Regions from separate parts of the Mus musculus genome. Here region 1 is linked to region 2. A link is a loop called in an ENCODE intact Hi-C map of the cell type or tissue named here. Cell type or tissue: heart. All regions are shown on one strand.

What was found. Peaks named below come from ENCODE experiments on the same cell type or tissue, not always from the same donor. Only the 100,000 strongest peaks of a DNase experiment are listed, where the experiment ranks them.
Region 1: it touches region 2 in a loop (8-fold over the local background); 6 of 42 quality-filtered maps call a loop at or near these places.

Annotation. Positions count from the first base shown.
Region 1 is chr6:39,809,682-39,812,181 of GRCm38, forward strand. It overlaps Mrps33 (mitochondrial ribosomal protein S33), which reads right to left and starts at 1,255. Exons shown (of 3, transcript NM_010270.2): 1 at 1,183-1,255. In heart, a CTCF peak has its summit at 1,353 (motif pointing left); a DNase peak (open chromatin) is centred at 1,270; H3K4me3 peaks cover 1,680 bases; H3K27ac peaks cover 1,192 bases.
Region 2 is chr6:40,464,853-40,467,352 of GRCm38, forward strand. It overlaps Wee2 (WEE1 homolog 2 (S. pombe)), which reads left to right. Exons shown (of 12, transcript NM_201370.2): 12 at 964-1,963. The coding sequence ends at 1,111. Among named protein-coding and RNA genes, the nearest start is that of Ssbp1, 5.3 kb to the right of the region's middle. In heart, a CTCF peak has its summit at 1,058; no DNase peak of the experiment used is centred here.

The DNA of each region.
Region 1 (2,500 bases), 660 kb before region 2:
AGGGAGGCAAGATGGAGAGGGTTCCCCTAGACCAGTAGTTCTCAATCTTCCTAATGCGGCGTTCCTTTAATACAGTTCCTTATGTCGTGCTGACCCCTCTACCATAAAATTATTTCATTTCTACTTCATAACTGCAGTTCTGCTATTGTTATGAATTTATGAATTGTAATGTAAATATCTGATATGCAGGATATCTGATATGTGACTCACAGGTTGAGAACCTCTGCCCTATAATGGTGTTATACGTGGTTGTGAGTTATCTGACTAGAAACTCAACCTGGATCCTGCAAGAGCAATATGCTCTATTAACTACTGAGCCATCTCTTCAGCCTCACAAATTAGTTCCTTTGAAATATCATGTTTCTTTAAATGTGAATGAAAGAAAAATACAGGTGAAAATAACCGTTGAAAATGAGAAGCAAAACCAAATTACTTAAATATGTCAAGCAAAACACATAAAGCCCACATCTGAAAATTCAGAACTCTTTTTTCCCCTTTTGGCATAAAAAGATAAGTTTATCTTTCTCATGGATCTATTTATTTAAAATGCTTGCAGGTACACTTGTGTGGGTATAAGTGTAGGTCAATTATCAACATCAGGAGTACAATTTACCTTATTATTTGAGTTTCGACTGACAAGGAAAGCTGAAGGCATAGTGCCTGCCTAATCACGACCCAAGGAATGCATACGAGTTGTTACTGAGAAGCAACGTGCTCAGAGCATTTAAAAACTGGTACCAATTATTTTACTGGGTCACAGGGCATGAACCCCTCCGAACAGATAACTTTATTTTTTTTTTTTTGTTCAGCATGCACAACTCATACTCTCCGCTGTCTGATTCGCGCACTCCTCCGGCGCTGGAAGCTGTAGTAGAGTCATTCATTTTCCCAAGCATCATCTAAACTGCATTTTAAATAACAATCAACAAATATCGCCGGCGCATCCCACACAAAACTGAGTGCGAGGGCGGGCTCACTAGGAGAAAGGAAGTGCGTTTTTGGTTTGTTCAGTTCCCCACAGGATAAGGGGAAAGCCTCGGGTGTTTGTGGGGTACACGTGGAAGCTCCAGGAAGGCCCCTAACTGACTCGACTGGATCTGGCAATTCCACCAGGTTAGGGACCCGGGTCCGCCCGCACCGCCGCCGCCCTCTGCTGTGACCCCAGCGCTCCGCTTGCCTTACCTGCTCCTGACCTCGCGCACGCGCGTCCCCGGAAGGCCCGCCCCCCTTTACTTGCTTCCCAGCTCCAGAGAGCAGGAGAGAGGCGGAAGCTTGATGGCTAGAGCGGAGTCGGCGGACAACCCGGAACTACTCTCACTCCCTGGGGGCGGGACCTCGGGCGACACCTAGCGGCCGCGCTCGCTCTGAGCCCAGGGCCTCCGCCCGCGAGGAAAGCCGGGTTGTGTGGGTGTGGTTCTGAGAGTGGGGGAGCCTTGGCTATCCAGGAAGGTTCTAGAGGGACCACACGCATCATTTTGTCGAGAATAGCCAGAGCTGAGTCCCTCCTCGCTGAAGCTCCTTGCTCTGTGATAATAGAATGAAATGCAGTATTTTTCCTTTGTCTTCACGTTTCATTTTTCTTTTCATTAGAGCTTATGCTCTTTGCGTTCCAAAGATACTTGATGCTAGCTCAGAGTCTTTCTGACCGTGTTGGGTTCCTATCAATCAAGGAGTTGAGCTGTGGTTCTCTTTTCGGGGTACAGGGATAGAACTCTTGGATAGGAGATAGACAGGAGCAGTAACACAGAGAAATTGTGTTTTGGAAGATAGCCTAAGTTCTGCTTCTCTTTGTACATTTGGATAAGCTAGTGTAAAACTCTGTCCCCAGCCTTTTTCTTTTCTTTTCTTTTTTTGTTTTGTTTTGTTTGTTGAGACAGGGTTTCTCTATGTAGCATTGGCTGTCTTGGAACTCACCGTGTAGACCAGGCTGGCCTCAAACTCAGAGACCCATCTGCCTCTGCCTCCTGAGTGCTGGGATTAAAGGTACACACCTGGGCCGTCAATCCCAGACTCAAACTTTTATGATAAACTCTCAATTGTTTTTTAAAAGCAAGATGTCTTAATTGTGGAGCAAGAAAATATCGTAACGGACAGTATGAGATCAATCATGAGATCTTGAGCAATCTCAAAAGAAATCAGATATGTGGGCCAAGAAAACTGCAGCTTTATCTGCGCAGCTGTGTCAGCTGCGGGTCAGAGTGCCCTTTACCGTTGACTGTCCTTGGGAATGAAGATAGGTTGCTCATACCGCATCAACAACTAAGGTACCGGGGTATTTGCCTACGTGTGCACCAGTGAAGGGTCAGCATCCTGCAGAGACCATGACTTCATTACGATATTATTTTCATTGTGGGCTTGGCCAGGATAAGCTTTTCTAGAGGATCCTGAGAAGAAATATCCTTCAAAAGTGATCTGACCCACCGTGACTTAGGAAAGAAAAAGGCTCGCCCTACTCTATCACTATGACACCCACTTTATAAATGTAAGAATTAAAAAAAAA
Region 2 (2,500 bases):
ATAAGCTTTTGAAGGAATTCTTAGTTTATTTTTGTATATGTGCACTTTTGAAAATAAAAGGAAATGAAATATGGTCCTTGCTTGAAACTTGCTGAAATGTTCAATTTTGTTTAGCTACAAAGTCCATCCTAGAAGGACTAGCTTGAAAACCTGAACAGTCACCAAACCCATGTTTTGATTTGAGCTGCAGAGACTCTCAGCCTTTAGTGAAGTAATTGGCTATTCCCAATAAACCACTTCATATTCTTTTGCTCTTTTTGAGTTTCTTTGTTTCAGGTAATACACTACAACACACACACACACACACACACACACACACACACACACACACACACAGGTGTGTGTGTGTGTGTATATATATATATATATATATATATTCATAGGAATGCAAATTGTGAAGATGTGTACATACTCTGTGAGGCTAGGCTGGAGCTACAAGCGACTGTCATTGTTCAATACAAATGACAGTTGATGGGCACCCATCATATAGATGAGGCAGATGGCATCTTGAAGTTGTCTAGATCAAGGGGTAGTAAACTTGTTCTATAAAGGATTAGATATTTAGTAGTTCATGCTTTGAAGGATGTATGATTTCTACTGAATTGATTCATCTCTGCCATCGGTGAATGGAAACAACCACTGAATATATATTTGTAATATGTATATAGCAGATACAAATGAGTAACTGTGTTTCAATAAGATCTGTAGTTTGTTGCCCCATGGTTCTTATATTTTGCCTAAAGAGTTGTTCACCTAGAATTTTAATTTTAAAGGTGATTCATGAACCATACATGTATCAACCTTCTAAATGATAGTAAAGATCATAAGAATTGATGATGCCATTCTGCATACAGCTCAGGCTTGATCCTGTAAAACTGAAATAACAAGAGAATTTAGCTATGACTATAAATACTCCCTCCCACTAGGGAAGACTTTACCCATGCCTGTCTTCGTTGATTGCAGGGAACTGAAAAAAGCTCGGCATATCCAGACCCCTCAGAGAGAAGTCCACCATTGTTATTATCAGATCTGCAAAGGCTCAAGACACCTCCTGGTGGGAGGAAGGAGGAAGGCGCCCTCAAGCTTCACCCGTGGGACATCCTCCGTGTAGGAACTCACTTCTGGCCTTTTGCTACACAACACAGCCTTTTGAAAACTCTTACAGGATACAAAACTGAACCAGCTTGAATGTACAAAGATCTCAAAAGCCATCCTGATGTGGCATCTATAGGTAAGATCACCGAGCTTCCAGGGTTTCTCCTTAGCAACGGTCTTGTGTATCGTAAGTACTGGAGTCTTCTTTTCCCTAGTGATGTATTTCTAGAGCTGCTTACTAAGGACTCCTAATGAATAATCAGAAAACATGGCTCTGAACTGAAAGGAGAAGCAGAAATGTGCTACTTTGGCCTATGGATTAAGAAGCTGCCGTTACTTATTCTTCACTGGGGTCCAAAGAACTTTCCCTGTACATAAAAAGGGATAAAATATGGCTTTAAGTGCCAGCTTCCAAGAGAATGTTGCCTGTATTTCAGAGTGCTTTCCAAGATCTGTCTGCTCCTCCAATCACCAGCTCCTTTGAGCAAGGAATTTGCCTACTATACTTTCTGAATGGAAGCAATCTCTTTTCTGATTTTGCATTATTAAATAAAAGACTATCATTGTGTGAAACAACTAGAGTAAGACTATAATTTGGACATTCCTGAGCTGCTTATTAATTTGTGAAACACAATCAGCAGAGGCAGAGGACCCAGGAATTTTGGTGTACCTGTTCCCCGTGTGTTCCTCACGTCTTAGGTCTCTGTGGCTGACTCCAGTTGCTTTTCAGTTTTGAACATCATAGCATCATCTGGTTCTCTTGATTTTTTTTTTTTTTTACACCAGAACTCATCCTTTTGTTTTCTTGCTTTTTAACATATTTTAATCCAGATCATTGTAAATAAAGATTTTATCTTATCCAAAGACGAGCATGGGTAAAACATTCTTATTTGTGCTGTGTACAAAGAATGTGAACTGAACGTTAGAGCTTCTTGTAATTAGGAGGAAATGGGGATCATTAGTGGCATGTCTTTGTGTTAACACCATAAACCCAATGGCACAGGTACATCTATAGTGACAATATTGTTCATAAATATATGCTTTTTACAGTCTTAATGAAGGCAACCTGTTAAAATTTTAATTAAAAATTAAGAAAAATATCCCTACTAACTACAAAGTATTTCTAAAGTTGCTTTCAAAAACAAAACAAAACAAAACCCTTAAGCCCTTAGCATAGTAGAAGGATTATAACCTCCTCACACTCACTATGAGGCTTTATGAAAAATGATTTGAAAGTGAGAACTTGATTAGATTATGTGGTGGTTTGAATATGCTTGACCCTTGCCAGGGAGTGGCACTATTAGGAGGTGTGGCCTTGTTGGAGGAAGTGTGTCATGGTAAGGGTGGGCAATGAGAGCCTCCTAAGCACACAGGAGCCAGTCTTCTCCTAGAGGCCTTCAAATGA